Linked DNA regions of Homo sapiens: all the other regions are linked to region 6. A link is a loop called in an ENCODE intact Hi-C map of the cell type or tissue named here. Cell type or tissue: A673. All regions are shown on one strand. Each heading gives the region's core, and the rest is flanking DNA. Links, peaks and the distances in the headings are about the cores only. Region 1 has its middle 140 kb from the start of ZNF644. Region 2 holds the start of LINC02609 (long intergenic non-protein coding RNA 2609). Region 3 has its middle 51 kb from the start of ZNF326. Region 4 overlaps HFM1 (helicase for meiosis 1). Region 5 has its middle 140 kb from the start of ZNF326. Region 6 has its middle 4.3 kb from the start of BARHL2.

The links. Hi-C counts contacts between places; a loop is a spot of excess contacts. Peaks named below come from ENCODE experiments on the same cell type or tissue, not always from the same donor. Only the 100,000 strongest peaks of a DNase experiment are listed, where the experiment ranks them.
Region 1: it touches region 6 in a loop (8-fold over the local background); 46 of 110 quality-filtered maps call a loop at or near these places.
Region 2: it touches region 6 in a loop (2.7-fold over the local background); 35 of 110 quality-filtered maps call a loop at or near these places.
Region 3: it touches region 6 in a loop (5-fold over the local background); 2 of 110 quality-filtered maps call a loop at or near these places.
Region 4: a loop joins it to region 6, with 3 times the contacts of the local background. A loop is called at or near these places in 8 of 110 quality-filtered maps.
Region 5: a loop joins it to region 6, with 4 times the contacts of the local background. A loop is called at or near these places in 5 of 110 quality-filtered maps.

The regions. Positions count from the first base shown.
Region 1 is chr1:91,162,582-91,167,557 of GRCh38, forward strand. No RefSeq gene overlaps it. Among named protein-coding and RNA genes, the nearest start is that of ZNF644, 140 kb to the left of the region's middle. RefSeq lists an enhancer at 2,636-2,785. In A673, for the core only: CTCF peaks have their summits at 2,876 (motif pointing left), 3,079 and 3,730 (motif pointing right); DNase peaks (open chromatin) are centred at 2,870 and 3,720.
Region 2 is chr1:90,848,881-90,853,856 of GRCh38, forward strand. LINC02609 (long intergenic non-protein coding RNA 2609) reads right to left here and starts at 2,758. Exons shown (of 3, transcript NR_135038.1): 1 at 2,603-2,758. LINC01763 (long intergenic non-protein coding RNA 1763) reads left to right here and starts at 2,879. Exons shown (of 2, transcript NR_146610.1): 1 at 2,879-3,399. It overlaps LINC02788 (long intergenic non-protein coding RNA 2788), which reads left to right. Exons shown (of 4, transcript NR_186594.1): 4 at 109-592. RefSeq lists an enhancer at 1,803-2,303 and silencers at 2,087-2,206, 2,497-2,896. In A673, for the core only: a CTCF peak has its summit at 2,745; a DNase peak (open chromatin) is centred at 2,771; H3K4me3 peaks cover 1,747 bases; H3K27ac peaks cover 847 bases.
Region 3 is chr1:90,044,061-90,049,036 of GRCh38, forward strand. No RefSeq gene overlaps it. Among named protein-coding and RNA genes, the nearest start is that of ZNF326, 51 kb to the left of the region's middle. In A673, for the core only: CTCF peaks have their summits at 2,093 and 2,812; a DNase peak (open chromatin) is centred at 2,111; H3K27ac peaks cover 2,785 bases.
Region 4 is chr1:91,277,138-91,282,113 of GRCh38, forward strand. All of the region lies in intron 30 of HFM1 (helicase for meiosis 1), which reads right to left. Among named protein-coding and RNA genes, the nearest start is that of HFM1, 130 kb to the right of the region's middle. In A673, for the core only: CTCF peaks have their summits at 1,840 (motif pointing left) and 2,039; a DNase peak (open chromatin) is centred at 1,824.
Region 5 is chr1:90,130,742-90,135,717 of GRCh38, forward strand. No RefSeq gene overlaps it. Among named protein-coding and RNA genes, the nearest start is that of ZNF326, 140 kb to the left of the region's middle. RefSeq lists an enhancer at 1,525-2,026. In A673, for the core only: a CTCF peak has its summit at 2,474; DNase peaks (open chromatin) are centred at 2,480 and 3,920; H3K27ac peaks cover 753 bases.
Region 6 is chr1:90,719,132-90,724,107 of GRCh38, forward strand. No RefSeq gene overlaps it. Among named protein-coding and RNA genes, the nearest start is that of BARHL2, 4.3 kb to the left of the region's middle. In A673, for the core only: a CTCF peak has its summit at 2,470; DNase peaks (open chromatin) are centred at 450, 830, 1,110 and 2,480; H3K4me3 peaks cover 2,628 bases; H3K27ac peaks cover 1,984 bases.

The sequences.
Region 1 (4,976 bases), core at 470-4,469, 440 kb after region 6:
CTGGTGTCTTCCCAGATGAGGATGCAACATAAAAAAAACCTGGAGATTCCATTTGGCAGGGGAATCCATACATCCTCAGTGCAGGCACAAAGACTGCAGGTAGCAGGCCTGTGGTGAAGGGCCAGCATTTGTATCATGGTCCTGACATTTTCTCACATACTTGGTGTTGCTATTGTTGTTGTTGTTTTGTTTTTGAGACAGGGTCTCACTGTGTTGCCCTGTCTGCAGTGCACTGGGGCTCACTGTAGCCTCCACTTCCTGGACTCAAGCGATCTTCCTGCCTCAGCCTCCCAAGGAGTTGGGACAGCAGGCTTATGCCACCACACTCGGCTATTTTTTTTTAATTTTTTGTAGAGACAATTTTTTGTGTTGCACAAGCTGGTCTCAAACGCCTGGACTCAAGTGATCCTCCTGCCTCAACCTCCCAAAGTGCTAAGATTACAGGCATGAGCCACAGCGCCCAGCCTCTCACATACTTTGATATACAAGATCTCATAACACTCTGCAAAGAAACCCGGAAAGGAAGCTGCCAATTTTCCCATTCTACAAATGAGGATGTGGAGGCTCAGAGGCTGGCTGACCTCCTTAAAAGCTCTGAGCTGTTCAGCTGAGGAAGTAAGTCTCAAGTCCTGTTCATCTGACTCTATGGCAAGGGTCTGAAACTCGAGTGCTCAGGGGAGCAGTGGAGTCATTTCAGTGAGAGCAGCGGCCTGGAGACCATTCACACCGTCTAAAGGGGCAGCCCACGCTCAGTGCTAGCAGAGTGCTGCCATCCAAAAATGCAGGCCCAAAGCTGCTAGAACCTTCTGTTCTTCAAGAGAAACTACAATATAGATTTTTGTGTGAGAGCGCAATTTATTCAAAACAATTTATTTTTTAAAACTTTAAAAAAGAAAAACTTTGTGTGGCCCCAAACAACATGCCTCACTGCCCCGTCCCGCTTCCCTGCCAGTATGCAACTCCTGCTGTGGCACATTTCACGTTTATTGAGCACCTGCCATGTCCAGGAACTGTGCCGAGTGCTGGGGGACAGGCACAGCCCCTGTTTGAATGAAGCCTGCCTGCTGGTGCAGGGCTTCTCTATCCACGTCCACTCAGTCTATATCAATTCAGCTTCTATTCCTGCTCCTGGGCTGGCTGCTGTGGATGTTTTAAAAAATACCACATGGTTGTACAACAGTGTGCGCGGACTTAATGCCACTGAATTGTGCAGTTAAAAACAGTGAAAATGGTTAACCTTTACATTATGTATATTTTACCAAAATTAAAAAGTCAGTCTACAGAAGACACATGTAATTTTTATCCACAAGAAAGATAAAACCTAAATGAGAAGAGAGAACATAGTGCTATCAAATATTTCAGTTCAATAGACATTTGAGTCCCCATTGTGTATCAAGCACCATCTTAGGTGTGCACACAAAGTTAAGGAAGTTAGTTCCTGTCTTGAAAGTCACTTCCTACCCTGATGAGAGCAATGTCGGGAGCAGCCTTGGTTTTTGCGGTTAACAAGAGCTGCCCTTTACGGAATGCAAAATCTCTGCCAGGTCTTTAGTAAGTGTTTTATGTGCACCGTCAATCTCACTGGAGCCTCACAGCAAACCTATGGGGCAGATGCTAATACCAACCCCATTTTACAAAGGGGGCAGAAGCTCAGAGAGGTTTAGTAACTTCCCCAAAGTCACACAGAGTTAATAGGTAGAGAAGCCAGGTTTTGAACCCAGTTTAGAGTAAAGTTACTCTAAACCCCATGGGCAGAGGGATGCAAAGAGGCCTGGTGTAGCCAGCTCAGAGGGGATCAGTGTGGGCTTGAGAGACAGGAGCTCTTGAGGAGGCTGGGCCAGAGGAGCTGCAGGACCCAGGTGAAGGCACCACACCTTCAATCCAGGTGAGTCTCCTGTTACAAATGCAGGAGCAGGTTCACAGAGAAGGCCGTCAATGCTGATTCCTAAAGGATGATAGAGGGACAAAATGGGAACAACATTCTGGCCACACGGAACAGGGAAGAGGGGCCCACCGATGTCATTGAGCCCTTGGTGCCCACTGTGGCTCAGTGAAGGTGACATCACACGATGTAGGTGAACTCTGAGGGAGATGGCAGCTGTGGCGGGCCTTCATGGGCTTGGCGGGCCTCAGAAACTTTAGCACAGACACTCCACTGGGAACTGGACTGGAGGAAACTGCCAGGTACCACATGGCAGCTGAATGGGCTAAAACAGAAGAATATTGAAATAGTGAGAGAGTGGGCTTTTATGAGAGACTGGAGGTTCTCCCAACATGCACAGTGGAGATGAAGGCTGAGACGGGCAGACAAGATGACGTTAGAACAGGACCAGATCATATTGGGCCTTGTCAGCTCCAGGCTACAAATGCACATGTACTGTGGACGTGGGGGAGCAGCCTCAACGCTGCCTCAGGGGGTAAGAGGCTCCTGGACAAGGTAGAAAGGGGCCAGGGAAAGCCGGCCTGGCTATGTGGTGAACTCCGTGAGGTGGGCTGTCAGTCCACAACGCTGTGTCTAGAGAGACTTGGAAAATTCAAGCCTGGTTCGAGAGAGCACGGTCATGCAGAGCAGAACGTGGCTGTGGACATCCAGGAGGGAAGAGGGCAGCCAGGTCAGCCCCAGCTGGTGGGTTGAGTTTCGGGCAACACAGGGAAAGATCCCTGGAGGAGGGGGCCCGCTGGACTGGGCAGGTATGTCAGGGCTTACCGGTAACAGAAGCCAAAGTCCAGGAAACATCTAAGTCACACCTTAGCAGGCTGAAGGGGGGTTGTAGTGGAGGGAGGCTTTTGTGCGGAAGGGTGACCGTCTAGCACCAAGCTCAGTCCCAGATGGAGCAATGGCGATAAGGCTTGTTTGGGCGCCACCTGCTGGTAGGCTGCGGCTACTGTTACTCTGGCCCTGGGCAGGTCCACCTCAGATGGAGGCCAGGAGGGAATTTGTAACAGCACTCATGATGGGATTTTTACTATTTTAGTTTTGGTTGAGGCATGAATACAATAAATGCTAAATTCCAAAGGGGCTACTGTGCAGAAACTTCAAAGTAGTATTAAGAACAGGGTAAACACCTTTTAAATTCCTGAGCCATTAGGAAAAGGCAAAGAGGATTTGCAAAGAGAATTTTTAAAGTGAGAAGCTGTTAAATCCCTTCTCTCCCAGGGTTGGTGGGAGGGGATCTGTGGCTGCGCCCTGCATGAAGTCTGGAGAGAGACTCTAAGAAGAATACTTGGAAAGCTTGTTAAGTTTTTCCTGAATAAAAAGGCACTGGACTAAGGTCAGACTTCTGCCTAGAAAATCAGACAGGTAAGAAATGGGCTGGCCGGCTGCACCAGAAACCGAATTAAGGGGAGTTGGTTGCTGCTTCAGGCAGAGTTAGTAGAGGCAAAGCATGTGCATGCGTGCTTCCAGATGTGCTTGTGCAGAGAGAGAAAGGAGGGGGTTTTTCGTGATGGTGATTGTAGTTGTTGCTTTTCAAGGAAATGTCAGGTATTGATGAATTAACCAAGTATAATAAACAAATGCCACAAGATACGAAATATTTGTGTAAGTGACTGTCCCTATTTTATTTTTTTAGAAATAAAACTCCCAATCAAAATTCAAACAGCTCAACAATATACATTAGCAGAGAACGAATTTCCCCTTAATTGTATTCCCCACGCTGACCTTTAGGGCCTTTTCCAGCATTAATGCTCTCCATCTACTTTCTAGAGCACATTGTGCTTTGCAGCCAGCAGGTGGCAGCGCTCCACTGCTTTACGGGGACCCAGAAAATAAGTGGATTTGGGAGGCAAGTCCCATAGAGCAGAGAGCTTTGAAAAATCGTTTTCCTTAAAAACAATTTTTAAGTTTTCTAAAAAAAATCAGGAAAACCCTGTGATTTTGTTTTTTACCTGTTTAGAACTGGCCAGTTCCAACTACTGTGCTCTAGGTGAGACATTATTGTCCCTGAGCTCTGAGCTTTTGCAAGCAAGAAAGAAAGGTTTAGAAAACAAAGGGGCTATATTGGGTCCTGTGACTGAAAAGTCCAGAGGTCTGCTCTGTAGGGAGGAAGATCCCATTTTGATTCATTTTGATCCCATTTGATTCACCCCATCATCAGGGCCTTAAACCATTTTTCTGATGTTTTCTGCTTTCCACAGGCCAGCTTTGTTGTAGGCGTGCCTCCCTCATGATGGAAAATAGCTGCAGCAGTTCCCGGCCTCACATCTGCACATTTCACCTTCCAAAGCCCCCAGAAAAATGTTGCCATGAGCCTCAGTGGCCTGAATGGAATCACTTGACCATTCTTGTTTTGTTTTTGTTTTTGTTTTTGTTTTTTTGAGACGGAGTCTTACTCTGTCACTCAGGCTGGAGTTGGAGTGCAGTGGCACGATCTCAGCTCGCTGCAACCTCTGCCTCCCGGGTTCAAGAGATTCTCCTGCCTCAGCCTCCTGAGTAGCTGGGATTACAGGCACGCACTATCATGCCCAGCTAATTTTTGTATTTTAAGTAGAGATGGGATTTCGCCATGTTGGCCAGGCTGATCTGGAGCTCCTGACCTCAGGTGATCCACCTGCCTAGGCCTCCCAAAGTGCTGAGATTACAGGCGTGAGCCACTGCACCTGGCCACTTGACCATTTTTAAAGCAAATACTATGACCAGAGGGATACAGTTGTGCTTATTCACTTGAGCCTAAGCCTCATGCCCATTGGGTGCAGTAAAGTGTCCCCCGTGGGTACATGAGCTGTGTTGTGGTGACGGAATACCTGGATAATTAAGGATAGTTACCACAGAGTGAGGGATAGATATTTGGTGGCACATGTGGAACGTCATCGTGAGCCTGTTGCCATCGGTCTCTAGGAAGCCCTGTTGTTCACTAAGGAAGTGGTGAACCCAAGCATCACTCAGGGAAGCCAGCTGAACATCTTCCAGGTCTGTCCGCTCCGATCCATCCTCTACCAGTCAGCCCCCAAGTGACTGCACATTTGCACAGTTCCTC
Region 2 (4,976 bases), core at 681-4,680, 130 kb after region 6:
CTTTATAACTAGTTAAAAAGTCATTGAGGGAAGTCATCTAATTTTCTTTCAGCTTGTTTTGACCCCAAATTATATTATCCTGACTTGACCACCCACCTTATTCTTCAGAGCACTGAAGGATGCTAAAGGAAGATGGCTTGCCACCTCCAAGGCTCTTAAACCAGATGTGCTGTGGGTTCTGAAAGCAGTGCCCAACAAAGAGCTCCAGAAACGTTTTGAGCAATGGCAGCAATGGAAGCACCTACACAATAAGTGACAGCCTTCCAAGATGACTTGATAGATGAGAACACACTAAAATGTTTGTGTAAGTTCTGGTGTAGTTGTTAACATGCAGACATTAGTTAGACCTTGGTTATACCGTTTCAGCCCTCCAGCTGAGAGTTAGGGACAAAATTATTCCTAACATATTGTACTTCAAAAAATGGTACATCCTTTAGGTGCATCTTGCAGATTTCACACAAAATGTTTTAATATTTAGGATCTAGATATTGTTTTGAATGATTTCAAGCATTATCCAAGAAAGATGAAAACTATAACTGAGATAAACATATTGAGTATGTTTTTATATTTTTATTAAACCAATTAATTTTAACCAGGTGTATGTATGACTACTTGGGATGCATTTTGTTTACTTAATTGTAGACAATTCTGACTTAAGATTGGGGGGAAAAAAGGTACTGTATGTGGTCTTGATTTTAACTAGAAATATAGTGCTTTCAACTCAAATGAAACCAGCCCGTCCAGTATACCAAATAAGGAGCAAGACCTTTTAAGGATTATTTTGCTTTCTAAAGTAATTAAAAGAATATCCCCTTCAATCATGTATGCCCTTTAAACTTTGCTTAATGAGTTTTAAAGGAGAAAAAAAAAAAAACATGGTACTGTGTGGTACTGTGAATACGGCACAATCTGGAGAAAACTTTCTGATTCCTAATTTATTTTTTTCCCTTGACTTTCTACTTAAAGGTAATCAACACAATTTTCCATTTGTATCAAAGAAAGGCCACAGTTTTTAACTCTTTCATAATAATGTTCCTTGAGTTTCTTGGAGCAAGGAGAAAATATACATATTTTAGTTACATTTCAACAATTACTTATTAAAGGTCCATAGGGATCATGTTCAATGGCAAAGGGAAGTGGAGGACCTATAATAGATAATGAATAAATACTTATTGAATGGATGGATGGAGGAAAAGAAAACTGTATCTTGGGCCCCATATGGAGTTCACTATAAAATTAATTCCCACAGATTAGCCTCCCAAAGTATTTGGTCCATGTAAATACAACTTCTGGCTATCATATAATATTAAGCCTAAAGCATCTGCTTAAATTTGGACTTGATTTTTCCTATTATTCCAGTTTTAGAAAATGTTTGGTCACATAAATAGAGCTCTCTCACTAACTTACTTGGACTATTTGGTTACATAACATCTCTGTTCCTCAGTTTATGTCAGAATGGAAATAAGACAAAAACCTCCTCCTTCCTATAGGGACTTTTTTGAGTACCTTGATAAATACCTACAAAATGATAAATGCTACTACCTCTTTCAACATTTGCACGATGTTAACTAAACACAAAATATTTTTAGTGTGTGAATTAAAATGCCTCTTTTACTGATGGCTTCAGATGTTTCCTTGTAAGATACCATGTCAAGAACTGGTTTATAAATTATCTGTCCTTCCAGAACGCACTGACATCACGCTTCCTAATAGCTTGGTATGATGACTGCTGTCAAAATCGCCTGCATGGAACCATCCCTGACCTGGACTAACAGCATGTATTAGCGTGACAGAGACTAAAAAGCTAAGAACCGCCGTGCGATGGCCGGCTTTGGGCACCGGGGGTGGGGGCTACGCTACGCGTGAAGGGCCTCAGTCCTCGGGCTTTAGTTCAGGAAGAAAATGAAAGCTGGAGGTCTCGTGGGCGGGACTGGAGGCGGCCAGATAGGCAAGAACCCGCAACAGGAGTAGGGACATTTTTTCTTCAAATTCCAATCCCATCCAGCGATAGACAGGCGCGTGGGTCTCCCTCCTCCACGACCACCACACAATGGCACACACTTTTGCTGGAAACTGAAATCGAAGTCTCTGAGGCAGGCTGGGGCCCAGGCCGGCAGCGGGGAGGGGCAGGGTCCAGCCACCTCGGCGTGGCCTTGGCGAGCGCTCCGGGGTCAGAGGCCGTCGTTCTCGCCGCGCTCCACAGCGCGTCACCCGCTGCCCTAGCGACCCCCGGGCGACCCCGGCATCGCCTGGCTGCGCCGTCCCGGCGGGCCGGCCCTCTCCACGCCCTCTCCTGGGGTTTGCGGTGGGCACAGCTCCCTCCAGACTGGGTCTCTCCACTAGCCTCCTCCCCAACTGCAACGTGGGAACCAGAGCTATCCGAGTCACGAGCCCCAAGTGCACACAAAGCCCCCAACGGGGCCACGGCGCCTCCACGCCTCGCTACCTCCAGCTCCAGGAGCGCAGAACGCAGCGCCCTGGGTCACCGCGTCTGCCCTGCGGAGCAGCCCCACTGAGGGGAAGCCTCGGGCAGGAGGTGAGACCCCGCGCACGCAAGCACCCCCGCCCCAAGCAGGGCCCTCTGCCCGAGGGAGACTCTCACCTCAAATAAACGGGCGCTGCCGCCTCCAGGGGGAGGACAGCGGGCGGAGAATACTCACGCTGGGCCCAGCCGCGCGGGGACTTCGCTGGGAACCACGCGCGGGCTCCCGCCGGGGAGCGGAGCCCCAGCCTGCAGTCCTGCGCCCGCCCCAGCACCGCCTCCTCGGAAGGGAGGCCTCTACCGTCCGGCGGCGGACCTGCAGCCGCCGCGGGAGACGCTGCCCCGCCCCCCGGCCCCGCCCTTCGGCCCATCCCCGCCCCGCTGGCCTCCTTTTCCCCTGCCCCCTCCCTCCGCTCCTCAACGCCCGCCGGGTGCAATCTGCTCTCTCCGGGAGACGAACGCGAAGCGACGTGGAAACCCTTCCACCAAAATGAGCTGTGATATCCTTTTGATGGCTATAATTTATTCCAAATCGTCCCTGGACTGAAACGATCAATTAGCAGCCCGAAACGCACTGTGAAGTAAATTGTCACACTCTCTATTACAGGATGGTTATCATATATTTATAAGGTGTGTTTTCTGCAATCAGAACCAACAAGGTGTTGAGCGATCAGTCATAAACGCACTTCTTCAAAAAGAGAGGGAGAGAAGCTCAGCATTGTGTGGCGGGGGAATAATCCTCATGACAGTTCTCTCCCCACCCAGTGATGTTTTGTCTTGGCACCTGGGAAGTGCAGTGAGGGCTGGAGCTCTGGACGGACTCTCTTCGCCACGCGTGCCCCTGGAAGCAGGGTCCCTGTGAACTACGGAGAGACCCCAGAGGAGAGATTTCCTTATTGTGTAAACACAAATCAGTCGTAAGGGCCGCTCCCTCTGTCTTTCTCTGTCTTCTCTTGTATCCACGAAAATAATATCTTACTCTTTGCTTCTAAGCTTCTAATAGAATGTTTGCATCCTACACTTAATGATAAGTATTTTTTCTTCTTCCTCAGGTCTCAAGGTGTTGACCTCCTCTCTTGTTATTTAATTGATGATGTTCGGTAGAAATTATGTCTGGGTGATATGAAGTTTACCCACAGAGAGAACCCTGCTTTCTGAATTGAAATCCTCAGCAGAACTCTTCCATCATTCATAAATGAGATAGCCCAAAGTTCTAAGAAAGTAATAAGAAAGGGCGATTTAGGCCAGGCGCCGTGGCTCACGCCTGTAATCCCAGCACTTTGGGAGGCCAAGGCGGGCGGATCACTTGAGGTCAGGAGTTCAAGACCAGCCTGGTCAACATGGTGAAACCCCGTCTCTACTAAAAATATAAAAGAGTAGCCGGGCATGGTGGTGCATGCCTGTGATCCCAGATATTCGGGAGGCTGGGGCAGGAGAATCTCTTGAGCGGGGGAGATGGAGGTTGCAGTGAGCTGAGATCATGCCACTGCACTGCACTCCAGCCTGGGTGACAGAGTGAGACTCTGTCTCAAAAAAAAAAAAAAAAAAAAAAATACTGATTCAGCCTGGTAGCTATTTTGACTGGACCAGGCCATGGAGACATTGTTATTTTCCTTCTCAGTGGTCAGGAATATACATCTGGAACTTCTGAGTTTTTCCCCTTACAAACTTTCATCAGATAGTCATCCATGAACCACCTATCAATCATTTTTTAGAAGGGTTCTAGTTTGCATCCAAGTGATATTCCTTTTGCCTGAAAAACATAGCTTTAGAGCCTAGACTACTGGTTATTGATTGTGAAAAAAATTTAGCAGCTAGAATTATGCCTTTGTAGTAATAAAGTGACATTCATGCAGAGTGAATCACAAGGTGTGAAGGTAAGATGCAGAATTTATACCACATTCTTCTTAGGTTAAGTGCCCCCATGACTTTTGCATGGGAGGGCTTATCTGCAATGCCAACCCTTGAAGAATGGGGAGAAAGGAAATCTCGTTGGGTATTTGAGCTGTGGAGGCAGCTGTTGCCATTGGGCTTTCACCCCCATCCTCACAGCATAAATGAAGTACCACATTCCTCTGTCAGAAAGCAATGGGGATAGGGAACCTTGCTTCATCTGAGGACTGGCATAGCAAAGAGCCAGACCCAGCACCTTCACCTTGTGCCTTCCAATATTATTGATTTAATTTGCATTTAACAGCTAATATTTATTGAACATTTACTCCATGCCAGGCACTGAGCTTTAAACTACAGATGCACCTCAATTTATGATGGGATTGTCCTGATAAACCTATTGTAGTTTAAAAATATGTTAAGTTGAAAGTACATTTTTGACTTACAATATTTTCAATTTATGATGGGTTTATTTGAACATAACCCCATCATAAATGAAGGAACTTTTGTACCATCGTAAAGTTGTAAAGTAGAGAAATGCTAAGTCAAACCATTCTAAGTTGGGGACCATCTGTATGTGTATTATCTTATTTAATTATTTCAA
Region 3 (4,976 bases), core at 571-4,570, 670 kb before region 6:
ACTTAGTGCTCACCCAAACTCAGATAAGGAAACTGAGGCTCAGAGAGGTGAAGTAACTTCCAGTCCCACCCCAGCTCACACAGCTGGTAAGGAGCAGTGGCGGAATTCATGCCTGGTTCTGATTCCAGTGACTGAGCACTTAACTCTTTTCTGAGTACACTTAAAATGGCTAATAATTTTTAAAACCAGGGAATCCATAAAATTAGACCCAGAAGTTAATCAGTTGCCGAGCGCGGTGGCTCACGCCTGTAATCCCAGCACTTTGAGAGGCCAAAGCAGGCAGATCACTTGAGGTCAGGAGTTTGAGACCAGCCTGGCCAACATGGTGAAACCTCATCTCTACTGAAAATACAAAAATCAGCCGAATGTGATGGCCGTGCCTGTAATCCCAGCTACTTGACAGGCTGAGGTGCGAGAATTGCTTGAACCCAGGAGGCGCAGGTTGCTGTGAGCTGAGATCACACCACTGCACTCCAGCCTGTGCAACAGAGTGAGACTGTCTCGAAAAAGAAAAAAAAAAAGTTAATCAGTTACTTTTGCTTGGGAAGTGAGTAATGACCCTGAAGCTCATCTATCTAGTAACATTTAACACATGTATTAATTTATTCAAATATGTATTAAAACACATGCAGTGTATTCTGCTAGATATTATGTATGAGAGGGGCATAAAATGAATGAAATACACATAAATGTAAAATTTCATACTGCATTTATGAAATTTTCAGTCTGGAAGGAAAAGTAAGACTTGCACAGAAAGAGAATACAAATTGGAAAGTGGCAGATATTAGACTGTTAGATCCACGAGGATAGGGATTATGTCTGTTTTGGTTTGCCCCAATTTTGCCCTTACCAGGCATATTCCTGTACACAGCAGAAATTGAGCACATATTTGTTCATTTGAACAAAAGAAAGGAACAGATAGAATGTGATTAGACTTCAGAGAAGGAAAGATATATTCCAATGGAAGGAATTAGGCAAGGCTTTGCAATGGAAGTGGTATTTAACCTAGGACTTGAATGATGCAAATGATTTGGAGCTAAAGAACTGAAGATGATGGGAGTGGTAGAAGAACAGCATTCACGGAAGAAGTATCAGCAGGAGCAAGGCACAGAAGAAAATCATGCACTGTCTCTAGGGAACAATATGTGCCTTATATGCAGGTCACTTGAATGCAGTAGAAGAATCAGTGGGTGGCAGGTCATGGAGAGCCTTGGATGCTAGCCTAGAGGGTTTGGATTTTTGTCTGAGGCATGAGGGAGACAATGGGGTGAAATGAGCAGAGCTGTACTTCAGGAGGATGAACCTGCCAGCAATTTTAAGATGTATTGGAATGAAGACAAGCTGGTATGAGGTGGAGAGTGCAGTTAGAAGGCTAGTGTAACATTCCAGACAGAAAAGGTGACGCCCCAAGGAAGGCCTAAACATGGGTAGCTGGAGAGGAGGCAACAGGTTTAAAAGATGTGCATAGAAGAAGGCAGTACCTGCCATTCATTTGAAGCAGGAGGTCAGTGAGATGGAAAAATATCAAAGATGGAATACGATTTTTTAACTAGAGTGACTGAAGAATAGTGGTACCATGAAAATAAATCAAGCTCACTGAAGGAAAGCCTCATATTTGTTGGTTTGTGAGGAGAAATGTTAAGCTTCGTTTTGGTCATTTGAGTTTGAAGGCCTTTTCGGATATTCAAGTATGAATAAAGTTTGGGTGGTAAGTGTTGGAGATTCTCTGTCAGCAAGGAAATGATGGTCAAAATCCAAGGAGTATTCCAGGAAGAGCACAGACGGAAGATTCTAAAGACAGATCTATGGTGCCCTTCAGCTTGCTGAAGCCATCCTGGGCCCTTATCACTGTGTCTAGGTAACCAGTGTTTACATAATAAAGGGGTTTGGGTAACAGAGGATGTCTTTGGAGACCCTAAGCTAAAGTATTGTCAGTAATTTTGGTTTGGGGGTATGTGTGCATGTGTATATGTGCGTGTGTGTGTGTGTGTGTGTGTGTGTGTGTCAGAGAGAGAGAGAGACAGACAGACAGAGACTGGTTCTTCAATGATTTAGTGATTGCCAGTTCTGCCCTAAGCAGTTTTTATAGTGGGAAGCAGGGGGCAGCAGAGTCCCACCTTTCAAAAGGGATTCAGCCCATAAAATCACATTTTTCTGCATCTTTTTTTGTTGTTGTCAATTAAACCATATCCCCTTCTTAAAGTTGGAGAAAATAATTTCTAAGTTGCTGTCTTTGGGCACAGCATATGGATCTGGAGCTTAACTTTCGGGGAACCTATCTCCAAACTGATTATGGAAACCTCTTTTAAAGAAGTGAGTTAAGAACTTAAAGAACTTATTTACTGGTGTTGGTCTGATTGATGCTATTTCAATGAAAGAGCTGGGATTAGAATTTCAATGGGGAATTTTTAGCCTGAAGGCTAACTCTGTCCTGAAGACTTTGGTTTGTATTTAAAGGAAAGAGAATTAGATTCATCACAGCAGCACTTTTAAGATACATTTGCTATTATAGTTACAGTAGTGAATACAGTCCACAGTCCTTGCTGCTATTGGCGGCTTTTCCTCAAGACAGGTTAACCTGGGATAAGGGTGGGAAATGAAGCCATGGTTACAATAATAACTCATATTGCTTTTTTTTTTTTTTAAACCTAACTCACTATTGCAGAACCTCTAGTTCTTTCTCATCTCTGTTGTTTTACCTCTCAGTCTTTGCCTGCTGTCTAGACTGCCTGTGAAGCAAGTGGCACGAGGCTTCTTCTTTCTGTTTCTAGTGCTTGGCTGTGGTGTCTTCCACCAGGTGATGTCACTGCTGGGCCCTGAGCAGTGGGTCCTACTGTTGCAGAGCCATGCTGGACTGTGCAGAGGTGGGGGGCTTGCTTCTCCCTTTTCTGCCATACTTTGTTTGATGGACAAGGACCGTATCTACTGTGCATTTTCACATCTGATTCCCTACGATGTATAGGTGTTTGACAATTCTTTTTGATTGTTGTTAGGCACCAAAGACTTTTCAGCTCCATCTCATGGAATTTCAAATTAAAAATTGTTAAATTAGTTCTTGTACTTTTTCTTTCTAGGTTTCAGACATGTATCCATAGGGATAAGAACAAAAAGCAAACTGTCATGAGTTCCAGAAAAAAGGTGGGGGCAATGTGCAAATAACGGTGCTTAGCGCAAATCGTTGAGTTGAGATGAGGCCTGAGGTAGGGGCTGCACACACATACATCTTTAATATTGCTTTTGACTCTGGCCACACCACCCTATCTTCAGTTCTTTGATTATGGCATTCCCCTTAAACTTTCAGGCCTTTGTTCATAGTACTTTTCCCCTGGTAATCTGTTTCCTCTTTTCTGTTTCATCAGCTTTTCTTTCCTGCCTTAGTTTTCTTTTTCCCCCATAGCACTTACCACTTTTGAACACATTATATAATTTATTATGTTTATTGTCTGTTCTCCCATCCTCCTACTAGAATATAAAAGATCCATGAGTGCAGGGATCTTTGTTTTTTTGTTCACTGATCTATCTCAAGCACCTAGAATACTACTTTGAATATAATAGGTATTCAGTAAATGTTTGTTAAATGACCAAGCGGATCCTTGAAGGTGCAACTCAAATGTTATTGCCTCAGCACCCTACTCTCAAACCTGGATAAAATTTGTTTATTCTCCTATATTACCATTGTACTTTGTTTATATTTGTATCACAGCAGTTAAGTCTATCATAAAGAGTTAATTCATATTTCAATAAAAATGATAATGTAATAAAATATTAACTTGGACATTTTAACTGAGGTGCCAAGTTGCAACAAGTATGAAATTCCAAAGTGGTTTGCCATCCAAAAATGCAAGTTTTCATGAGTTTCTCGACTCTTAAAAAACCCCACCCACATTAAAGATACTGAAGGATCAAGAAAGTGGAGATGAGGGGAAGTTTGATAGGATTTCTTTTGAGAAAGCGTGGTTGTGAGTACCCTGCCCCTGCCAGGAAGAGCACAGAGACTGCTTTTCCCTTCAGATGAAGTCCAGAGACAGCTTCCGAAGGGACCTCATGGAGATGTGTGTCTCTGGAAGTGAGGAAGACACAGCTGCTTTCTGAATCCTACTTGGAAAATTTAAAAGGCGAAGAGACAGGCTGGCCAGCTGCTCTAATGACAGGAGTAAGGAGACGCTCCCAGAGTTAGCTGGGTGAGAGTTTCCCTTAGAGCAAATGTGAGCCATGTGGGAGCCTGAGCCAGGCAGGAGTCATTTAAAATCCTTCCCAAGATTGCTGCCTGGGGGAGAGACAGGGGACGGCAGAGAAAGGAGGTGGCTCGCAGGGGTAAGATACATTATTTCTCTCAGATGAAGAGTATTCAAATATTTCTAATTTTTTTTTTTTTGGTTGGGGGAGTGCCCTGAAGAACCCAGAGAATTGTTAGAAAAAGTCATCTTTAAACATCTATCAGGCCCTCAGAGCAAGAAGCTGGCCCAAAAGAGAATCAGTTAAAATAAGAACTTTCTGCCCACTTTTACCTCTCCTCCATCCCACTTTCTTTGCCTCTGGCAGGGTCAGAAGCTAGACAACAAGCTGGGGGAGAGAAGAAATGCTGAGGGCTGGAAAGGTGTGTGGGGATGGGGCAAGGGAGAGGCCTCTTTTTCTTACTAAATGCTGCCAGCCTGCAGCAAAACCCTCCTGGGAGACAATTTAACATTAAATCAGGTTACAAGTTATACTTCTTATGAGGGACTGGACTTTCTGATTTCTGAATTAAGAGCTTTTATGGCCTAAAGTGACCTGAACGCTTTTTTAAAAAAATTATTATTACCTAGGAATAATCAGAAATGTTGTGATGATGTCTGAGATTTTGTCCAGGGTCGGGGGAAGTACTTCCCCCACTACATAAATTTTAAAAGGGACAGTGGGAGTCAGAAATAGTCATGCTGTGTGATTACCTCCCATGAGTACTCACAGTGTCAGTGACAATAATCGTGTTCGCTGAT
Region 4 (4,976 bases), core at 297-4,296, 560 kb after region 6:
CCAGTTTCCTTCCTTTCAGACAATACAAAAATATTGATTTTTATACTTTCTCAAGTGTTTTGTAATCCACGTAATTTTTTTTTTAATAAAGAGATAGGGTCTTGCTATCTTGCCTAGGCTGGAGTGCTATGGCTATTCACAGGCATGATAATTAGTATTACAGCCTCAATCTCCTGGGCTCAAGAGATCCTCCTGTTTCAGCCTTCCAAGTAGCTGGGACTACAGGCACTTACCACCATGCCTGGTAATTTTTAAAACATATTTTTGATAAGTTACTCCCTGCCCCACTATTACTCCCAACAAGAAACATCTAGCCACCTACAAGCTTCTCTCAACCTCCCTGGTGTGTGTGTATAATCTCCCTGGTGGGTGTGTGTGTGTGTGTGTGTGTATACTTTATATATATATAATATATATACTTTAAATATGTATAATATATATACTTTATATATAATATATATACTTTATATATATACTATATACTAATATATATAATATATACTATATATAATATATACTAATATATATAATATATACACTATATATAATATATACTAATATATATTATATATACTTTATATAATATATACTAATATATATAATATATATACTTTATATATAATATATACTAATATATATAATGTATATACTTTATATATAATATATACTAATATATAATATATATACTTTATATATAATATATACTAATATATATTATATATACTTTATATATATAATATATACTTATATATTATATATGCTTATATATAATATATACACTAATATATAATATATATACTTTATATATTATATTTTATATATACTTTATATACATTATATTATATATATATAAAATAGGGCCAAATATGGCCACATATCAGTAACTTTTTTACTAAATGAGGTAAGAATGAGGGTGGAGTTTAAAAACACTTCTGTTGCTTTGTACTCAAGCCTGAAAAACCTGTAAAGAAGTAAACATTATGGCATTTTGATGGTACTGCTGACAGAAGTTAGTAAACAAGATGTAATACATATTTAATACATATTAGAAATAAATGCTTTAGGGATCTAAGAAATTAGCTATATGAATTTACAGGAAAGAGAGATTGTTTCCATCCTGACTCCTCTAAGTTAGAATTAATATATCTAAATATATGATTTACTCTTAATTTATTATATTTTAAATCAGCTTTTTCTTGATCTTAGCTCTCACTAGTAGCACGGGGAAGGAGAGAGATGTTTGAACTGGTCCTTGAAGGACAGATGGAAATACGAACATGAGAATGAGACAAAGGGAAGATATTCCAGGTGGAGGGCAAATACCCAAAAGCAGCAAATCACCGATTGTAAGAGCTGAAATCAGCTTATTTTTGCTGCAGCATAGATTTTAAGTGAACCAGAAATGTTGGAGATAGTGGAGAGCTTGAAAACTTTACAACATTTCTTGGTACTTTACTCTTCATTTTCGGTACCATTGTTCAGTCAAGCTTTCCAAGTCATGGCACGTCTAGACAGTGATAATATACATATTGCAGCCTAGGGTAAATGGATGAGGCTGCTCAACATATGAGGCAACGGCTGGTCCTTAGAGCTGAACAGATCAATGTATTGGGTACTGATAAGGTAAAAAGAAAACACCTGGGCGGCTGGAAGCTGACAGCTAACCACAGTATTCCCAATTGAGCAAACAATTTTGAGAATATAAATACCCAGATAAGGCCACTCTGTGACCATAGTAGAAGAAGACAGAGATAAGACTACCATGTAAATGTTTCTGAAACTAGAGAAAAGAACTCTCAAGAAACATAAAAAATAATGAAACATCCCCCTCTTCTGGCTAACACAGATGACTACTATTTTTTAAATCCTCTCACTTCCAAAAAAAAAATGTACCAAAATATCCAACATCTTACTTCCTGAGAGCATCCAATCTAGAACTGATCTCTGCTTTCCCTAAACCTTCCTAAGAGTCACCCAGCACAAGCTGAAATCCTATAATAAGATTCTGAAATCCTATAATAAGATTCTGAAATCCTATAAGAAAATCCTCCTGGCTCCTTGAGATGACCCACAGTTCTGTGGCTATGGTGCTCTCCTTTGCTGCAGTATGTTAAATAAACCTAACGTTCCTCAGACCCAAGTGTGTTCCTATTAGGCACTGACTGAAAGGCTTTGACTTTAAACTTTGTAAAGTGTGTCACGACTTATTGTTTCAGGTGTTTTGTCCCAAGTCATGGTCCTGTTACCTCTCACTTAGATCAGAACTGGTTTCTTTGAATCCAGTCCTCCATGATACAATTTATTCTACACATTGTTGCTTATTTAATACTTTTAAAGTCCAATGCTGATCAGACCAATTTGCCCACTTAGAAACATGAGTTACTTCCTACTGCCAGCAAAATCAATTCCATCTTCAAGGTCCTGCATGATCCAATTCCAGCTTCCCTTCCTGGGACCCATATTAGCCCTACATCCATCAAAACACATTCAATTGCCATTCTTCAAATAGTTCCATGCCTTTTTATAACTGTAGCTTTGATACTATCTCTTGTCTTAGAAGACCCTCATTTCCTTGCCCAACAGATGCCTACCAACCTTCAAGTCTGACTCAAATGGCACCTCTGGGTTGGAGGTCTATGGTGATCACCTGATCTGATTTCCCTCTCCTTTGGGCCCCTGTGGCATTTTCTCTGTGCCTCTTGCTTACTGTATGCTGCCTTATATTGAATGTATTTACAGAAAAAACATAGTGGTGAAGTACAGGGAACACTAAAATAGAAAAAAAATGAGCTCTAATATAGGCTCTTATTTGGGAAAAAAGATTTAATATCTGTTCTGTTTACCTCACAGAGACGTAAAAATAAAATGTAATTTAAGTATGTAAAAACAATTGACAATTAAGTGATAAACAAATATATTAATGTATATATTATATCCGCTATCTCTACTATTACATCAATCCAAGATTAAACAAATAAATTTTAAACTAAAATTGTTCTGAATGCTGTGAAGGAGTGGTACATCATGCTATGTGGTAACAGGTGAAGCTGTTCTGGTCAGGAACGTTGGGCTGAGCACTGAAGAAAGAAGGGAAGTTAAGAAGGCAAAGAAGGAGGAGAAATTAGAGTTCAGGCAGAGGGGATAGCATATGCTAAAGCTCTATGACAAGGAAAAGCATGGCACATTGGGGAAACTGAAAGGTCAATATGACTGATGCTAGCAAATATGAGAAAGTATGTAAGATGAGACTATAGTGGTAGTAAAGGCAGCCTATGTTTGTAGGGGAACAGTTCCACCATGGCACCATGGCAATTGCATATCTCCATATAGGCCATGTAGGTAAGACTCAACTGTTGGCAGAATGCCCCATGATCATCCTTAAAAATGGCAAGATAGGTAGTCTTGTGAGGAGCTATCAAAGGCCATTTCACATTTGCTCCATACCTTGCAGAAGACCCTCGATCTTGCAGAAGACTTGCCATGCGGCAGTTTCTCATCTGCCTCCCTGATTCCACTAAGGTATGGAACTTTCCATTTTGCCCCTTTCAGATAAAACTGCTTAGCTGAAGCCTAGAGTTCACTTCTCAAAAACAAAGCAACCCACCACTCATGTTGTCTGTCATCTGACCCCCCTAGTTTGGTATCATCCTGTGGAATTGGGGATGTAAGCAGCTAATACCATGCTGATCTTGCTTTGCCATCTGTGTAAGTAATAAACTGTTTAAATCCATTAGGGTGTCCTTACCAGCCAAATCTACAGAAGTGAGGCAAGACCACATAGCAGCTACCACTACATTGCTGCTTAGGGACTGGTTGACCATGTGACCATATAGAACCTTCTAGGGGATGCTAATGATTTAGATTCTAAGAGCTATGGGAAGCCACTGAAATGTTTTAACCGAAGAGGGGGCACAATCAGATCTGCATTGTGAAAAACGTCACCATATAGAGTGTAATATGGAGAACAGATTTGAGATAAGACAGAAAGGATGCAAGAAAACCAGTACAAGTCTAAGCAGAAATCATGGTAACTCCAGAGTGGTGGTGGTAGTAGAGTTACAGAGAATAGACTGATTTGAGAGATATACAGAAGGTAAAAATATTTTTAATGCAGAATCAAGTGGAGTGGTTTTCTTTCTTGAGCAGCATATTGCTTCCCCTGAAGTTTTGCAGCCTTCCTTTTTGTCTAGCAATATCCATCTTGTTTCTTTAAGTTCACTCAATAGTTGAAGGGTAAAAGCAAATACATGGGAATACCTCACCCATTTATTCCCCCCTCATCAATGCCTCCTTCCTTGAACCCTCTATCTGCCTCCTAATGCAATCTAGACCTGTCCTGTAACTGTCACCTTTGAACTTCCTTTCATTAAGTTCCTGGGCTGAATCTACTACAAATGGATTCTTGGGCTTTTTCTTTCTTGTTTTACTGGTGCTCAATTTTGAGCAACTGCCTAAGAAAGGATGTATAAGAATAAAATTTTCTGAATCTTTGAATGTATTAAGGCATCTTTATATTACTTTCATACTTAGTAGTTTGGCTGGGCATAGAACATAAGGTTGAAAATCATTTTTCCCTTGGAATTTTATTTTTTATTATTACAGTTTTGGAGACAGGGTCTCGCTCTGTCACCCAGGCTGGAGTGCAGGTGTGAGACCACAGCTCACCGCAGCCTCGAACTCTTGGGCGCACGCACTCCTGCCTTCTCATTCTTCCAAGTAGCTGAGATTACAGGCACAAACCACTGTGCCTGGCTTCCCCCTGGAATTTTAAATCAATTGACTTTTAGCATCCAACATTGCTCACTAAAAGACTATTACATTTTTAAATTTTTGTGCCTCGTAAGCATTTACAATTTTGTCTTTATCCACAATGTTCTGAAATATTGCAATTAGCTTTATTTGTAGACCTTTCATTCATCCTAACTAGCATTAAGTAAGACTTTTTAATGTGAAGATTTCTGTCTCACTTCAGTTCT
Region 5 (4,976 bases), core at 669-4,668, 590 kb before region 6:
CTTCTCCCTATATCCTTTAAAAATATTCCTTCAGAATCCAGGAATTTTGAATTATGTCACCCTCTTTTCCTAAACTCTAGGTGCTTCCCATTATCAGTAAAGTCAAACTCTTCAGCAAGACACTCACAACTCCCCTGATGTGGCACCCACTAACTTCATGCCTTCTTTGCCACCACATCCCCTGGTGTCACTGTTCCAGGCATGTCAAATCACTGAGTCCCTTTTTGTTCTCTTGCCTTTCTTATTTCATTATCATCTGCCTGGGCTTTCTTCCTCCATCTTCCCTTATAGCTAAGTGCAAGTGTTATCTCATCTGTCCCCCATATCCATCCACTCTTAAGGTGATTGTATCTCTAGTTAGCATTTATTTTAAAAATGCTTATATGTCTTCTTGTCCACCAGACTAAGTTCATTGAGCCTTTGAAATCCCTAGCACAGTGCCTGGCACCAAGTTGATGTACAATACATTGATGGTCTTTGATCGATTGGCTCTAAGGCAGTCTTCAAAGATGTATGACCAAATTCCAAATACTGAGAAGAAGAGGTTAACAATATTAGGTTGTAAACAGACTGAATATCTTCCTATTTCATTTCCCTGCAAGAGTGAAGGTGAAACAGATGGAAATGTCTGTATTTAAAGGATGTTTCCATAAATTATTCTGTGTAAAAGACACCTAGGAGCCCACTCAGTCATGAAAACTCAGGCCATTCTGCCTTTGTTTTCATTGATTTTTCAGTTATCCTGTCACAGCCAGGCACAAAATAATGCTAACTAGATGAGGCTTATCTAAGGACACCTTATTAAGAAACTAAAAAAGGACCTTAGAATGTGTAAAGGCAATGCAGAAGCCTTAGGAAGGGGAGAGAAAACGTATTAAGTGTTTTTCAGAAGAGGTAGTTGAAACAGTCCTGAAGCACCTGAGAAAAAGTTATAGAGCATTATTTATCTTCCAAGATGGCACAGCATCTTGAATCTGCCTTCCACTATCAATATTAAAGTTACTCTTTCAGTAAGGAGGTCCTTAGTACCTCTTGTGTGTCAGTACCCTGGCAGGGGCTGGGGAAATCAACACCATCTCTGTCTCCAGGGCACTTGCAGTCTGAGGAGGCAGGTGTGTGGTTATCACACAGTAGGATGAGTTCAGTGATAAGAGAGAGGCAAAGAGCAAAAGGGGCCGTGCACACCTCTGACTGGGTGGGTCTGAGAAGGATTCATACAGACACTTGATTTAATCTTGGTAGATGAGTAGGTGTTCACTGAGTTTACCTGTGGAAGGCATTCCCAGTGAAGGAAACAGCCCATGCAAAGGCATCGTAGAATGAAACCTCAGGTGATGTAGAGAGAAAGCTTCAGGTTACCTCATTTTCCAGTGCATAAACGTTGTGATGTAAGCCCTTCCCCTGGGGGTTGCTGCAACTGGAGTATGACTATGGATCTAAGTGTGGCTTACCCTTATGTCTTTGGAAGCACTGAACTGCTTTGCTTCCCTTTTTTTTTTTTTTTTTTTGGAGGAGTCACCTACTCCTAATCAAGATTAGAACTTTCTTAGATGTTCCCATTCTTACTAACTAGCATTCTTATTAGCAGAAGTGAACAGATAGGGCTTGGGCTGACAAATGGAGGGGCTGACTTGCTTGTTGAGAATCTTCTCTAATGTTTCCTGAGCAAACCCAGCCAGTGGGCAGTGGCAGGGGATGCTGCAGCTGTGTGTGGTTTGTCTACTTGAGACCCATTCTGGCCCTGTTTAAGGAAGTTCTGTTAATTGCTTCAGTTCCCCAGGTGCTCTATCCAGTTCAATAGCTCTGCAGCCTTGGGGGATATCCTGGGGAGCTTCTGATCAGTGGCAGTGGCTGGGATCTTTGAACCTGCTGTTCAGCTGTAACTTTGGCAAAATATAGACCGTTTGAGCAGGGAGAGTTGGCATGTAGAATTAGAATTTTCCACTGGAATAGTCCAAACAGAGGTAGGCAAGAGAGAGAAGAGAGAAAAAGGGCTGGACTCTTAAAAATTAGTGCACTGCCTCATTGCTGTGTCTCATTTTCTCTTTTCTCCCAAATATCCCTTCCCTAGGTGCAGCAAATCAGTGCCACATCCAGTCAATTATGAAAAGCCAAAAAGGTCTTTTGTCTTTTTCTCTGCACATTTGGATAAAACATCTTTGTTTATGACTGCGTAACATCATTTCACCTGGATTTAACAACAGTAATCTGTCATATCTGGAATTAATTTTGATTCATGGCCAAGTGCCCTTATAAATCTACTGATGAATTTTCCTGATGTTTTGAGTGAGTAAGCTCATTGTTGGGCTGGGCACGTGCTCATTGGCTGCAGCTGTGAATTCCATACCCAGTACATCCTGTAAATCTGGCGTAATCTGTAAAATAAATGGCGAGCCAGATTCTCAGACTAGCAGAGCTAGAAGTGACAGGGCCACTGCATATAATCTTGCAATCTGGGCACTGGAAAACTCTAGGGGGAGCCATTGACACATTTTATGATGTAAATGGTGCCCACTAGGGTTAATTAAACCACAATCTTCTCTTTCTCAGAGTCTAAGAGTTCTCGGGCCAACTTTTCAGTCACGTATTTCCTCACTTTTATTTTTTCTGTTTTTCATCCATTCCTGAGGCCAGCTGAGGTTTTTACATGTTTGTACTTGGTTGCTGGCATGGCATAGTATTGTATTTGTCAGGGTAGACTAGGTTGCATGCACTGCAGTAACCAACTGCCTCAGCATCTCAGAGGCTTATGTAACAAAGGTTTATTTCTTGCTTAGTCTTCATGCCCATTATTAGGGCTGTGCATTGCTCCAAGTCATCCTCAGATCCAGGCGGATTTTTTCCTCATAGAGGACAGGGTGAACCACACACTTTCTTTTAAGGCTTCTGTTTGCATTCCATTGGTTAAAGTAGTTCACATGGCTATGTTAGCTTGAAAGAAGGGCAAGGAAACATAACCTTATATGACCCAAAGGATGGGCCCCAGATCACCTGTGAACAGCTCTAATGACGGCCACAGGTGTAGTGGAGAGGAATAGTGAAATCATGGATTTTGAGCTTAGTCAGAAGTTCAAATCCTGGTTCTGCTTCTCCCTGGATGTTTAGTAACTTGCAAGCAAGTTGTGTAATCTCTCTGTGCCCCAGTTTCCTTACCTGTGTAAGAGAAGTTACTAGTATTTTCTCATGGATGATGGTGATATGCCAGTTTTGTAGTAAGGGACCCTCAAAATTTCTTTTGTGTCTCTCTGCCCGCTCTCCACCTAGGGTCCCCCATAGTGCCTACACTTTGTATCAGTCTGCTTAATAAGGGGAGATACTGTCCCTGTCTCCCAGCCAACAAACAAGAAAGCCCTGGTGACATTTGCCAAAGCTCATGAAAATAGCTATTAGGAAGGCAAACTGTGCTTAGAATAATATTAATTGGACTTTAAGCTCATTAGGAATTAAAAACAGCAACAAAATTTTCACCTCTAGCATAAGGGGAAAAAAATCCTTGAGAGCCACATAGCTCCCCACTAAAATGCATAGCTGCTGACCGTCTGTAAATGCCCAGAGGATTCTCTTTGCCTGGCTACAGAGGTTCAGGATAACATAGCAGATGCGAATGACTTCAGGATACCTTTCATGCTTGGCAGGCGTCCCCATTTTATTTATGATATCAAAGCTGCTATGCTGTGTTCTCTTCTGCTGAAGACATAAAAGAGATTCAGAAGTCATCCAAATCATCTTGTAATTAATGTTACCATGCACGCCCAGGACATTAAAATGTTAACAGTGTTAGAATCGTGTGCTTTGGAATACCGAGTGAGGGCTTTATTAGAGAGAAATGCTCAGCAGATGTCATCCACCCTAATTGAGGACATCAGGGTGCCTGCTGCTTGTTCTTATCAGTGGTGCAGAGTGTTTTTTTTTTAATTTATTCATTTTCTTTACTGCTAGAATCTGCTCTCATTATTAGACTATCTTGTCACTCATTTGCATTTCAAGTGCTGGGACTGGGGGGGAGCAGCTATCTGCCTTAGAAGAACACTTCAAGGGTTACTCTATCAAATAGCAGCACTGTAGCACAGTGATTCTGACATCTGGGTTATCTTATTCCCAGATGCTCTGTGGTGTCATTAGCAGGATTAATCTTAGCTTTAATTTCATAATGATTCTTATTCTAATATATGTGAATGAACACAAAGTCTCTTGACTCATTATCACCAATTTACCCAAGATATGTAATCAGGCTCTTACATTCACCAACATTTATTTTTGCTAATACATCTAAAATTGTAGATTAAGCAAATATAGTTAGTTCCAGCTGAGTGAATGCCTACCGAGGTAGCACTGTAGTATTTATGTTTTAATTAAAGTACATTAATGGCGTTGTTTTTTAAATATGTACTGACCAGAAATGTGTTCACGGGGAATAGTAAAGTCGTTGTTCAAGCAGGGTCCAGCTGTAAAATTAGTCACAGCAGCATTACATTAGAAGCCACTACCCACTTCTTTTTCAAATTATTGAAATTCCCTTTGCTAATTAGGTTTTTAACCTTTATAAACAAGATGGAGATACACAGCCTTAATTCCAAACAACTCTGCTCCCCTAAGGAAACAGAACGGCAAGTCCTTAATGGTGAGTGTAATTGCGATAAGCCTTGTTGTTTTCATTCCCATTCAAGGTTAACTTGTCACATCAAATATTGTCACTTTTAGTTTATGATCCAGGGTTGGCAACAAACCATTTCCCCTATCATTTGACACTGAGTGTGGTCATGTACTAGTGGGAGTGAGGGGGTGGGAGAAGAGATGGTGATGCAATAGCAAATTCCAAATTCTTCCTTGTTAACTTCAACACTGGACTCACTTTTTTCATTTGCCAGATGTTGTCGCCCAGCAGCATGTAGTGCTTTATTATTGATGGATAAAATGTTCAAACATTTAAAGAAATGAAAGTCAGCTTTGCATTTTTAATTAATTAATTAAAAGTA
Region 6 (4,976 bases), core at 392-4,391:
GGTGCTAATGAATGATTCAAAGTTCTTTGAGTTACATTTTACTCCAAATTACCATTTTAAGAACCCTATGAATCTGCGAGGCGGGCATCGCTTCCGTGGCTAGGTCTGGAATGATGTTCGAGTGGCCTTTAATGTCTCCAAAGGCTGGGCCGAAATCTGGAGTTTAGTTGCAGTTCTGGAGGTCACTTTCTGGGCCACAGCTTTTATCTGTTGAGGACGAAGGGAGGGGTGTCAGGGAGGCAAATGACCTCCTGGGACAAGCTCTTGCCTTTCGGTCGGAACTGCTTCTGTGTGAGCCCTGGGTCCGGAAGCGGGTAGCTGGGCGACTCATCCTGCCTGCGTTTTCCTAGGGAAATCGGTGTGTTTGACCCAGAAAAAAAAAAAAAAAAAAAAAAAAAAACAGCACTACTTGGAGGGTGGGTTGAGCTGTTTCTCATCGTCTCAGTGGCATTTTTCCTAGGGCTGTTCCGAGAGAACAGCGGGGATTGAAGGGACGGAGGCAAGGAGATGCACAATCCGGGCAGCTCTCGCTCTTCTCGGAAGGCGAAGGGAGTTTGGCGGAGAAGACGGGGTTGGTGAGCCGAGGCGGGGACTCCGGACGTGCTCCATCCCGGCAGGGGCCGACAGTGGCCAGAGGGGTGCGGGGAGGCCCTCGGGAACGGGTGACTGGGCCCCGCCGGGTGGGGTCGGGCCACTGTAGGCTGGAGCGGGGTTGGATCAAATGCCTTTGGCGCGGGAACTGAGTGCTGGCCCGGGAGACCCTCCGGAGAGCTCGCGGGCTCGGCCTCGGCCTCGGCCTCGGCCTTCGGCCGCGGTTACCGAAACACAGACGGTAGACTTGTGGAGGTGGCTTATCCGAGGCCGCAGGGCCCGACGCTGCACAGCTTCGCAGCCTAAATATCCTGCGCCTCTGTCACAGTTGACCGCTGTGGGGAGGACAGGAAGGGCTCTAGGGCTGCCCGAGACTGCAGGCTGACCCTACCTACTCTACCCTCTTCAAATATCGATTAGGGTTCTTCCCATTCCAACATCATCATCCACCAACTTCCCGAATATGGTGCGTTTTCTCCTAGCCCTGGGAGGTTCCAACTCGAACTCCCCTCGCTGCATATTCAGGGTGGGAAGTAGGGAGGGGGAGAAAACAAATTTAAAATCCAGAACTGACGGCACTGCACAAATCAATTATTCTCGACCTTGATAAATAATTCATTTAAGCCTGTTTTTGTTTTGTTCCGACGCCTAAAATGACTCAAGAGCTCAAAAGGCTGATCGCACAGCTTGTGTTGGGCGGTTCGACAGGGTCTTTTTGCTTGGAATAATTCACAGCATTGGCAGGGGAGACGATGGAGATATGACCCTACAAAAAAAATGAAATCTATAAAGAAAAGGAGAGAGAAACGTGGAAGTGTTGGGGGCAGGGGAGAGCGTGTTTTGTGACAACTCTAAAGCAAAGCAAAAGGGAACCCAGTAGGCCCCACTTTGTGAATGTCTCAGATCATATTTTCTTAAGAAAAGGTTAATATCATAGAAGAGTTCTCTGGGTGGGTGTTAGATCAGCTTCCAGGAGCAATAACGGTAAGGGGAAAACACGACCTTGACTTTTATCAAGGCTGCTATGTTAGTAGTGGCCTGAAGATTCACAAAATGGACTTGAAGACCAAATTGCAAACTTAATGAAAAATTTTTTTTCAGAGCTGGAGTTTTGTTTAACTTTTCTCAGTTCTTTTTTCTCCAGACACATTCCTCTCTCGCATTTTTTTTCTGAAAGTATATAATGTATACATCCAAGAAGTCATGCATTTTCTGGCAAACATAATTCACTTTTCATTTTTAAAAATCACAATTCAGAAACACAATAGGGTGCAGATATATCATATTTCTAAACGAAAGAAAATGCTTTAACTGGATTTAATCTTAGATTTTCCCACTGGATTTAAAATACAAATAAATAGAGTCTCTAAACTGACATGAGTTTAAATATTAAACTCATTCACTTTCAGGCCCTCATTTCCTTAGAAGAAGGAGAAGGGGAAGAGAAAAAAAGAAACTTGTGTAATTTTTGGAAGATTTTGGAATTTTGGCCTAGAAAGCAGTTATTGCCAACTGTGGGTAACAGAGAACAAACTTTTCCTTCCCGGCTCTGAAGAACACATCACTGCCGATCAGCATCAAAGATGCTCCTTTCCCATCTCAGAGAATGATTCAAACACTTCAATATTTAACAAATTTTGTTCCTAGATAAACTCTCTACGATCCACTTTCACCATCTAGATTTAGTATTTGAGATTGTGTTTAAACTAGAGCATTCAGTTTTTTAAAAATGAAACTTAACTTTGAAGAAATCCACTCACACATTACGATGAACGTGGAGCTGGTGTTTCTTCCTATCATATTTAATTTTGAACGTTTCTAAGGGTCCACATGATGACAATGCCAAGTAAGGGGAATGAGGTGCAAAGACGCTTCCCTCCACTGGGCGGCGCCAAGAGCTCCGAACGGAGGGAGCTGCTATTGTTTCTTTCTATAAAAGATGCAAGATAAACAAATGAGCTCTCCACCTTCTAAGGCTGGCTCCCTGACGATTGTCTGACCTCTCGCCATTTCAAAGCTACAGAAACGTCGGAAGTTTCCTTTCTTTTTTGTTTTTTCAATTTATCAATATCTTTTCAACTATTTAAGAATTTGATACATATTTGCTTAGAAAAAATAATACATTAAAGAGAAATATCCTGGCAGTTCTGACCAAAAAGAAAACAGAGAGAGAAAGATATGAAAAGAACATAACTGAGTCCCTTAAATAGACTGAAACTGGGAGAGTGGAGTTGGGAGCAGATGGAGAAAGATAAAATGAAAGAAAAAAATAAGGTAACTGAAAAGTATGTTAACAGGAAGAAGTTAAAATGATAACCTGTGTAATTACTAATTGTTCTAGGGGAATGAAAGTTTTGAGAGATAGTTCTGATATCATAATACAATTTGCAAGAGCTATAAGCTTCACCAAATTTTAAAGATGAGCAGTTTGGAAGGAACCTAGTGAAGTTGACTCTCCTTGGGAGTTAGATGTGTGTTGTACAGAGGCAAACCACAGGAAGGTAAGCAGAAATGTAGAGGACAGAACGCTGGAGAAGAAAGTTTTCATCTCATTTTACCACTTTATGTGTTCGTGGGCAAGGCACTTAACCTTTTAATTACCAAATTCCTCCTCCACTAAAGAGGAGACTAGTTCTTGATTAGAACGGGGTGAGTGTAATGACCAAATAAGACATTCTATGTAAAAGCTCTTTACAAAATGTAAAGCAGCATTTGCTAAATACTATACACAAAAGTGGCAATGATCTCTAGCATAAGCAACACCCAGTAGCTATATTTGTTTTCACTTCTTCCTTCCCTCATTCATTTTGTTCATTCACTCAATCGATAAACATTATTGAATGTTCATTCTATGCCAGGTGCTTGAGACTGGGACACCAACTCACCTCAGGTTTGACAAGAACTTGTGCTGGAAAACTGTCATAAATACAATGATACAAATTAGAACCTGCTACAGTGGGAGTGAGAAAGAGAGTGGGGAGTCTTACACTGGGACAAGTTGGGGGAACAGTAAAGCTTTCTAAAGGAAATGAAGTGTGTTCAGTCATGACTGCATCTCAAGCAGTGGGATGTAGAGGGATTTCTATGGTAGCTGAGGGTAATAATGGTGCAAAAATGTCCATGAATTGTCCAAAATTTTAATCTCCTGACTGTAGGGCTGGGCTGCAATCTGTAGACATATGTTGGCTCTAGGGGGTCTCTTCTGGGTCCAGCCGGAAGAGACAAAATACTCTTTGACACTTTGGAGGGAAAAGGAACTAACTGCACATGTTTACAGGCCTGGGCAGCAGCATATACAGCCGGTTACACAGTCTTAGATTTGATCCCAAGAGGTGATCCAGTCCCCTCAAGGACTGTATCCTCTTTTCCCCACCTGCACTCTTGCTTCCTTTCTTCTTTCTAGATTTTCAAATCATGGACGGCTTGGTGACCTTAGCAGGCCCAGAAAGAGGGCTCCTCCAATTCAGGTGTGGAGATTGGGAAGGTGACAAGGTGAAGGCAATTGAAGGAAGAGCCGAGGGGGACATGGGGAAGGATTTTGTTTCACCCCTCCTAAGTTGAACCATTGTCCTTTGAAGGCCGGCTCCTGGAGAAATTAAAGGGCCCCTGTGTGACACAGCCATGTCATACATAAACAGAACTCTGAAGCCTATCAACTCCTGAGGCTAAGTAAGAGGGAATGTAGGGGCCAAGGCAGAAGAGAAACCAAAACCTCAGAGCGCTGAGCAAAGATGCCAATCAGAGAAAGAGAAATTCATTTGCGATGTTAATTAACAAGCGGCTAATTAAAACGGCACTTTGAGTGCTAATCAATCGCCTTATTAAGTTACAGCCATCACTGGAACAAATTGAAACCTCCCCGCCCCGTTTTCTGCCTTTGGTGCAGGCGGGGCCGCGTTCCCAGATACCGTGAGAGGCCTTGGGGCGCGGAGGTTGGGGGCAGCCTCGGTCAGCTTTCTCAGTCTCTCCCAGGTCTACAGAATACGCCACTGGACAAGTGCCTAAGCAGCGACTTCTGGTCCAGACACACCGCCCGGGGAGTAAGTAGTTGCGTCGAAGAACAACTCATTCAGCAGCAGTTAACACCGACGTTTCCTCCTAGAAAGAGCTCCCGCAAAGCGGGGGGATGTGACCTGTGGGCCCCCAGCAGGGGTAGGAGGCAGTTCAGCCCGAGAGGGGGCGCTCTAGGGCCTGGATCCTGCATCCCTATTTCCTGGAACACACCCAACGCCTCATTCTGAAAACCCTGCTTAGGCCCTGGCCCTGGTGCCGCTCAGCAACCAGGAAAGAGCTGGACCTGCCTTCAGGCAGCAAGAACAGGACTGCCAGCCTCCTGTGGCTCTGTCTCCCGAGGCTCCATGAGAAGGGGATGGGGGTGCAAGAAG